Regions from separate parts of the Homo sapiens genome. Here region 2 is linked to region 1. Evidence: chromatin contacts called from ENCODE Hi-C or POLR2A ChIA-PET data. All regions are on one chromosome and are shown on one strand. Each heading gives the region's core, a stretch centred on a gene start or an enhancer-like site at or near the end of the contact. The rest is flanking DNA. Distances are from core to core; before and after follow the strand shown. Region 1 has its middle 84 kb from the start of LINC03140. Region 2 has its middle 31 kb from the start of LINC03140.

The links. A loop is a pair of places that touch in the nucleus more often than their neighbours do. ChIA-PET counts read pairs that join two places held with the same protein, here RNA polymerase II (POLR2A). Pooled maps may share reads with other maps.
Region 2: a map of ovary shows a loop between it and region 1 (3-fold over the local background). The contact joins two enhancer-like sites. A Hi-C loop is called at or near these places in 2 of 168 maps with a recorded cell type or tissue (ovary and prostate gland) and 4 of 50 pooled maps. POLR2A ChIA-PET finds 5 or more read pairs at or near these places in 3 of 52 experiments (AG04450, MCF 10A and WTC11).

What each region holds. Positions count from the first base shown.
Region 1 is chr4:128,651,832-128,656,347 of GRCh38, forward strand. No RefSeq gene overlaps it. Among named protein-coding and RNA genes, the nearest start is that of LINC03140, 84 kb to the left of the region's middle. RefSeq lists an enhancer at 731-1,230. Within about 2 kb of position 1,829, at least 9 of the 41 ENCODE cell types and tissues checked have a DNase peak (open chromatin) inside an H3K27ac peak, as active enhancers do; they include prostate gland, where a contact is called at or near this core.
Region 2 is chr4:128,598,958-128,603,292 of GRCh38, forward strand. No RefSeq gene overlaps it. Among named protein-coding and RNA genes, the nearest start is that of LINC03140, 31 kb to the left of the region's middle. Within about 2 kb of position 2,539, at least 24 of the 41 ENCODE cell types and tissues checked have a DNase peak (open chromatin) inside an H3K27ac peak, as active enhancers do; they include prostate gland, where a contact is called at or near this core.

The sequences.
Region 1 (4,516 bases), core at 579-3,078:
GAAAAAAGAATAAAGGATGAAAGAAATGAGGAACAAACTAAACTTCACCTTCTGAATGAATTCAAAAGCCCAAGTAGGTCTTTTCCTGAAATAGGTGAGAAAAATTGGAAAGATAAGCAGAATAAAAAGGCAATAGAATCATAGAATGTCATAAGTTAAAGGGTCTTTAAAGTCCAGTGTGTGGACTAGTTCTGAGAACCGTTTTACAAGAAAAAGCTTTTGGTAAAATAAATAAGGGAAATGCATACTCTGCCTCCCTCTTGGAGCATCGTGGTGAATATTATTAGCACACTAAATTTCTGAATAAAGAAATATGTTTAATTTTGTTTAATGTCACAATTCCTAAACTTATTTGACCATGGAATGCCTTTTTAAAAATATTACTCCTTGAATACACATGTCCATACATACATACCTACAGAGTGGAATAATCGACACTGGAAACTCCAAAAGGTGGGAGGGCAGGAGGGGGGTGAGGGTTGAAAATGTACCTATTGGGTACTACATTCACTATTTGGGTGACAGTTACACTAAAAGCTCAGACTCCGACAGTATGCTATGTGCGCATGTAAGAAATCTGCATTGTACCCTCCAAATATAACAGAGCAAGACTCCGTTTGGAGTCTGGAGTGCAGTGGCGCGATCTCAGCTCACTGCAACCTCCGCCTCCCGGGTTCATGAGATTCTCCTGCCTCAGTCTCCCGAGTAGCTGGGACTACAGGCACCCACTACCACGCCTGGCTAATTTTTGTATTTTTAGTTGAGACGGGGTGGGGTTTTGCCATGTTGGCCAGGTTGGTCTCGAGCTCCTGACCTCAGGAGATCCACCCACTTTGGCCTCCCAAAGTGCTTGGATTAGAGGCATGAGCCACCGTGCCCAGCCAAAAATAATTTTTAAAAAATTACTCCCATTAATTTCCTCAGAAATAATGTTCCTCACAATACACCTAAAGAAACCTTGATCTAGCCCAACATCCTTATTCTGGCAGGTGAAGAAATGGAGGCTCAGACCAGTTGATTTTTTCAAGGTCACAGAGAAAGAGCTCTTGTTGCCCAGGCTGGAATGCAGTGGAGCGACCTCGGCTTACCGCAACCCTTGCCTCCCGGGTTCAAGTGATTCTCCTGCCTCAGCTTCCCGAGTAGCTGGAATTACAGGCATGCACCACCATACCCAGCTAGTTTTTTGTATTTTTAGTAGAGATGGGGTTTCACTACTAAACCCCATCAGGGTTGGTCAGGCTGGTCTCAATCTCCTGATCTCGTGATCCACCCGCCTCGGCCTCCCAAAGTGCTGGGATTACAGGCGTGAGCCACCGCGCCTGGCCCCTGAAAATGTTTCTTATAAAGATCATGCGACTTGAAATATTTAACATCATTTTAACCAACAAAAGCCCCATATTTTCTCCCATTTACAGACGTTCTACATATAGGATCTGTTTTGCAAACATGACGCTGTTGTTTATAACCATGGAGACATATGTTGTTTGCGCTTAATATTGTACTGTATGTGAGAAAATGAAATGCCTTCTATATGTGATGCTAATTCAAATTTTATCTTGTTATATGGACTAAATATTACATGGAATTGTGATAGAATCGCCCTGTCTTAAGTACACTGTTTATTCTAAGAGTTGTGATAGGCTAAGGGGGGAAAAACCCCAAGTTTTATTGCTTTACAAGCCAACCACGTTAAGAGCATACATCTGCTTTAAAACTATACAATTTCTTTTCTAGTGCCCAAGTAGATTTGCTCTGGGCTCAAGCAGTTATTAAACCCCGGCGCTGTCTCTGATAGCTGCAGTTTGCATTCCAAGCATGAGCACAGTGCTGGGGCAGGACAGGCTCGGCTCAGTCAACAGATGTCAACTCCCCTTGTAAACGCAGCTGCTCTGTCTCACAACTGGCAAAGAGAACTGAAGGAGTTCCCTTCCCTTTATGGCTTTTATCTCTCTGGCTAATAGGGGATGATGCTTAAAGGAGGTAATTCTTGAGCAATAAATCCAGACTGCAAATAAAACAAGGGAAGAGGGAGGAAAATCACAATGTAAGAAGTTTCCTTTGTTTACTACGCTTAATTGGGATTCCACACATGAATGAAGAAGAGAAGACGGTCTCTCCCAGGGTGACTGGGAAAGGGAAAAAAAGGTGGGTTCCTCTGTCTGTGTGCTTTTTAATGTGCAAATTAGTCAGAGCCTTTTCCAACCCAGGAAAGCTTACAGTTCTGAGTACAGGGTCAGTGTCTTAGTAGTGCTCAGTAAATATTAATTGAAGGGGATGATGGCTTTAAGGGGTGAGCTTCATTCCATTCTCTCAGGACAGCCCTCCAGCCAAGTACCTAAAGGTCACTCTGCCTCTTGCCTCAAGCATTATCTCAATGACCCCTTTAGTTAATGAGAAAGCTCTCAGTTCTCTTGTTTGCCTTCCAACTCATCTTCAGTTCTTGCCAATTTATTCCGCCTTCTGCACTTAGAGGCCGCTGAGAACAAAGCAGGGATGAATGGCAACAACAGCTGCTGCAGCCCCACTTCTTGGGCACAGTCCTTCACCATGGAGCTCTCCAAACTACCCTCCTTGAGCTGGCATTGAAGAGGAGGGGCTTGAAGGAATAGGCTGGAGAACTGGGTAGGGGCTGCAGCAAGGAACATAGATTGTGTTTTTGTTTCCAGCAACTCACTCCCCATTCTGACAGATTACACAGACTTGTGTGACTGGTGAAGGGTATCCAGGTTCTTGGCATTTTGAACAAAGAATTGGACAAAAATGCACAAACAAAGCAACAAAAGAGAAGCACAGATTTATTGAAATGAAAGTACACTCCACAGAGTGGGAGCAGGCTCGAGCAAGCAGCTCAAGAGCTCTGGTTACAGAATTTTCTGGGATTTAAATACCCTCTAGAGGTTTTTCATTGGTTATTTGGTGTACATCCTGTGTAAATGAAGTAGTGGCCCACGATCAGCCCAATTGGTTAAGGAAAACAATCAATCAGAGGCTGAAGTTAAGTTACAAAGTTGCAACCTATGCAAACGTCTGATTGGTTGTGGAAAGTGACCAATCAGAGGCTGAAATGAAGTTATAGAGTTATACTCCTATGCAAACGAAGACTTGGCCCAAGATCAGTCTGATTGGTTGTGAGGGGGGACCAATCAGAGGTACTTTCAATTTTTCATCTACCATGTGGAAAAGCGGGGAAGGGGGTTGCAAAGGCAGTAGCCTCTCATCCTTTTGTTACTTGGGTGTGGAAAGTCAGGCTTTTCCTTTTGATTTAGTTCTAGGAAGTCAGGGTAAATCAGCCTTAGGTTCCCTGCCTCCAGACCCTATTCTCCTTCTCTTGGAGTACCTCCTATGGGAGAGTCTACAATTTCTGCACCTTTGATGTCAGGCTTGGGCACGTGAGTGACTAGGCCTTGTGGGTGACCTTGACTATGCCTCATCTGTGCCAAATCTTTAAGAGTGATTGTATTCCACCAGCTCTCTTGCTGTTTTCTCTCTGTCATAGGAATGGCATACCCCAAAATGGACTGCTCTTTCAGCCTGGATCTGGAATGAAGAAGACATAAAGCCAGTTTTGATGCACCTGTCTTCTTTATTCCAGATCCAGGATAAGTATTTGTAGTTGTAACTGAGATTTTGGGGTTGCTTGTTACAGTAGCAGAGCTGACTAATGCATACCCTGCAAGTGCAGTGGGAAAAAGAAGTTTGTGACCTGAGTATCCCACCAATACTTGTCTTTACCCATCAGGCTGCCAAACTGTGATGAATAATAAGAGCTCCTGCAGCTCTTGTACCTGCTGTTTGACACTGCCTCAACAGTCTCCTTGACTAAATAAAGCGAGTATATTGTATAATATGGCATTCCAACTGCCAACACAGCAAGCAAGGGGCTTCTAGAAAGGGAATCCCCTCTAAGGTTGGAGAAATCTTAGCTTTCTCCAAGATTCTCATGTAAAACATTGTATCATTCACTTCTCTGAGCAGAAATCCAGATAAACCTAGTGCCTTCTCCAACCTTGGAGGTACTAAGCTGCCTTCTAAGAGGAGCAAAGGGACCTGTGGTAGAGTGTCATGATGATATGGGTAACTTTGACTCATTTATACTTTGCTTTTTATCTATGGTCTTCCTCCAAAGCATATGCTTAGTGTAAATTGTAACTAAATACTGATTTAGACTAATGTCCGAGTGGAAAATAACTATCTAAAAATAAAATATTCATGAATTTGAGTTCAATTATAGCTTTATGTTGTTGTTATTAGGGACTATCCTTTGTTGGTTTAAGTCAGCTCTGTGCCTTTATGAAGATGGTTATATGAAAATATTGAATTACACAGCTTCCTTTAGGAACTCTTTGACTGTAAAATTTTCACACACTTGTGAAATTTAAGCAGATTACATTATACCAATAGATTTTTGATAGCTATCTTAAAATAATGAGTTCAAACCAAGAGACGATTATAACTGACAACAGAAATGTAACTGTGAACTTTAAAAATATGCTAATGCTTGTCCCTATATAGAAAT
Region 2 (4,335 bases), core at 1,289-3,788, 52 kb before region 1:
TCCCTGTATAATAACATCAATGAGGATCATTGGATTTAGTGATGAGGAAATCACTGGTGGTTCTTCTTCAAGAGGGAGATTATGATAAAGTGGTACAGAGAGGAACTTGACATCAAGGCGTGGGTGAAAAATGAGAGGGTAGGGAGGAAATGCAGGAAAATGTATGCTATGCTTTAGCAGTAAAAGAAAAAGTCTCAGCCAGTAGCCTGAAGGCATAACAGAGCTGGAAACGATGTGTATAGGATTGGAGAGACCTAGACTAGAAGGAGCCAGTGAGAAAATAGAGACGATGTAGGAGACAGCTGGAGACGACCGTACCCTCCGAACCAGCTGCACCTGAGGAGGAGTCTTGTAAGCTGTTCTGTGGGACCGAGGATAGGACCTTTGCCTTTGGGGGAGGTGCCCCCTTCCCCTGGCCCTGCAGCTCTGGTTCCTACCTGTATCCCAAAACGTACTGAATCAAAATGTTCAGTTTACTCATCTGTCTCCTCCTGTGAGGAGATGCACTCCTCACCTCCTTTGATGGTGCACTCCTAAGGGCGGGAATCATGCCTTCTTGATCTCGACACTCCAGTATTTAGTTCAGGGTCTGGCACAGTCAATAGGGATAGTGAAACCTAACTACATAGGCCCACATAACCATGTGTTACATTGGCTGGAGTTCCCAGTAATTATACAGCCCCTTACCAATCCTCCCACCTCTCTCCCCACCTCGCAGATACCTGATATTGAGGTGACAGCTGCAAGAAGTCTGGGTGTAGTTCATTTACCTCCCCACCCCCATAATTGGGGAGAACAGGCCAGAATGTGTGGGAGCCTCACCTCGTGAATTGTATGAGGCACTAACTGAAAATAAAGCCAAGAGGCTGCAATCCTTTTCCTTCACAGCTTTCCTTACAGAGTCTCTCCCTGTCTTTCTACTTCTCTCTCTACTCTTCTCATTCCAGCTCATCTGTTTTGTTTTGTTTTCCGACTCTCCACTTCCTGTGTCCTATTTCCACTTTTGGAAGCCTGTTTTTAGACACAAGCCTTTCATTTGCCTTTACTCAAAGGTTTTCTGAAGACTCACTATCTCTAAGAAAATAACCTTGAACCATAATCTCACAATTGAGGTTGAGCCAACGTTTGTCACCACTCCCCATCTTACATGGGTCCAGTTCATACAGGACCTCAATACATAAGAGCTTCTGTAAAACAGTCAATCCTGGGGCCCTCAGTGTGGAGTGATAGGCTTTCGAGGAAAGTGTCAGAAATCACCAGAAGTCAAAGCTGTGTACCCAATTGTCCTGATTTTCCTCAATAAGTCAATAGCTTGCAAAGCTTTCCAATGAGAAACAAAGAAACTTTCTTCCCCCCACCCCTCCCCACCCCTGCTCATGCTTAAAAAATAGTTATTTTTCTTTTTCTGGAAAATCTTACTAGTAATCTCTTTAGGTTGCATCCCCTACTATTCCATCTGAACACACTGGCTTTCCACATGTTGCAGGATTGGGACAGCCTGGCAGTGACCCAGGAACACAAAGGGGCAAGTAAAGTGGGGTGCAATTTCATTACTGACCACTCTTCTCTAGGGGCCACTGCACACTTACCCTCCTCTGTGCTGCAGTTTGCAGAGCCTGAGGTCCAAGCAAAAGAAGCATTGTCTCACAGCTGTAAAGCATGAATTGTGTTTGTGGATTGCATTGCCCTGCTTCTTGCTCGTGCTTGTTCTTGTTTTCCTGGCACAAGTGCCTTTGCTCCTAGAATGGCCGCTTATCTCGGCTGACTGCTATTTGCTAACAATGGGCTCACTGGGTTGTTTTGAAAAGTCACATGAAGTTTATAATTCTGTCTGATGCTACCTTGGACTTATGTGTGCTAAATAAGCCTCAAACACCAAAACTGCCTTAAAACCTAAACTAAGCTCAACGAATGACTTCTTCTCAGGTATGCAGGCACCGGAAGGAACCCATACACCCTGCCCAGCTAATTCTACACCTCTTGTCTGTGTTGCTCTTCCACAGTACTGCTAGTTAGACCTTGCACTCTTCTCCATCTTGAGGCATTTGGTTCCCTCTACTTGCCCAGTGGCGCTCAGAATTTCTTGTGGAGCAGCTCAGGTGGTGAGGGAGGGAGGCACGGACACTGCCCCCCATGTCTCTGCAGGACGGTGGGGAACTGAGGGGTCCCTGACCAGCTGCCTCTCACGGCTTGATGTGTCACCTGATGGCTTCTCCCCTGGCTCGCACTGTGGGCCCACACTGTTTGCCAATCTGCCTTTCTTCCTGCCGGTGCTTTTGCTGGGGGAGAACCACAACCATCTCCAGTGCTGTTTTACAGCCTCCCACCACTCCACAGAGCCTCTGAAGAGCATACCTGAAGCCTTGATTCTGTCCACCTGATTCCCCTGAAGCTCACCAAAAAGGGAGCTGCTTGTTTATCCTGCTGTCAGCCATTTCCCATCAACGTCTGGCCCAGCGAGCTGTGTTGGGGCCAGCACTGCTTTAGTACCAATAGTCTGGCCCTCTTCCAGGTACTCATTGCTAGCGAATTCATCTTGCTCTTGAATGCGAAGTATGAGTCAGAGGTAATGCTGATGAAACCTCCGGCAGGTCAGGACAACAAGGGCAGACCCAAGCCACGGGGGGTGAGGTGGGGGGAGAGTGGGCCAGAACTCTGCTCTGCAGAGCTGTGGTTTGTCCTGAAGTCTGGTGCTGTGTTAGTGCAAACAACATCAAATGCAATTCAATTACAACTGTGTACTCATCACTGGGCCGGGCTGTCAGAGGCACAGAAGTATACGTTAGTTTCTGTAGGAGTTATGGCCAGCAGCCCAGCTTCTTAACTGGATTTAGTTTGAAAATAAATGCCTCACTGGACAGTGACACTTCTCAACTCTTTCAGGGAAGAAAATTTTTGCTTCTGGTAGGCTGATGTGTGACTTTAATAATCTTATCATTAGTCCTGAGTCGGGGGCTTGTCATTCAAAGTTGTCTTTCATCTTTTGTGTATGTTGTTTTCAGACAGTGGCAGCTGAAGAATGACTGTATCAGGGACATTCAATGATGCCCATATTTTGAGAGGTTAAATTTCCTAGAAACCAGCTTCTAGTCTTTGTGTGTCCTGGCTTGTGCTCTTTAAAGAGACTGAAAAAAGCATGTTCTACAAAATCCTGTCTTGCTCCATGGTAATGAGGTCAGACAGACCTCCCCAGGAGCCTGACTGGAGCTACTATACAACTGTGGGGTGGCCTTGGAAACTTGGAGACATTTGGGGCGTGCTGAGTCACTGCTGCAGCTCAGGCCCAGGGCTCCTGTCACCACTTTGGGGAGCTGGTGGTACAATAGAGATATCACTGTGGTGGGGCCTGGAATGAGGGCCTGTCATGGGACAGGGCACTGTAAAGAGAACAGTAAGTAGTTTTTAGTTATTTCTTATTAGAAGGAATTTCCTAATGGAAAATGCTCCTCCATTAATAGGATTTTCTCTGTACAGAAATTTATTGCTTATGACTATTGGGGTCAATTCCCATTGGCATCTGAGAGCTGGAAAATGACAGCTGTCATCACAAGTTTTCTGAGAAAAAAGTATGTTTTTTTCCTATGTTGGTCAGAAGCCAACCAATTCATTGCCAACCAATAAAGGTACAGCCAAAGGGAAAAAGAATTATTAAGAGTTTTAATTGCCCCTGAAATTCCAGATAGAAAATTTTACATTCAGTTACACCTGATGTAGCAGAAAACTCCAAGGGACTATCTAAGTTCTTTGGCCAAACCAGATTTGGTTTATTTAACATTGTCTAGAATGGATCATTGGCTGGGACTTGTACATATGTTTGTTATATGGGGATTTTCTCAGTTAAACTCAGATGGAAACTAAGACGAAACATATATATATGTGTATTTATGTCTATTTATATTTATATGAGTCTGGTGTATTAATCATAGGGTACTAAATTATTTTCAAAGACACAAACTATGTGAGGGTGTATTTTAACTAGCATGTGAAATGCAAAAATATTTTCTGGGTATGCTGGCACTTTATACCAAAAGGATGCAAAATTTAGCGTAAGAAAATAGTAAATTAGTAAACTAAGTGAGGTGAAAAATGTTGATCAGCTACAGAAAAAGGTCAGCAGTTCAAACTGTGGAATCTGGGTTATTTCTTTTTCACTGCCCAAGATTGTTATATACTCAGAGTTTTCCCCACATTATAAAGCATTGATAACTTTTCAATTTGTTACTACCCACTGGAGTATAATGTAAATTCTTGTGTGTGTTTTAATAATTCCTTGGAAACCATCCCTTGAATTGCTATTCATAGGATAAGAAGGAATTACTTGCTATGCTCCACATG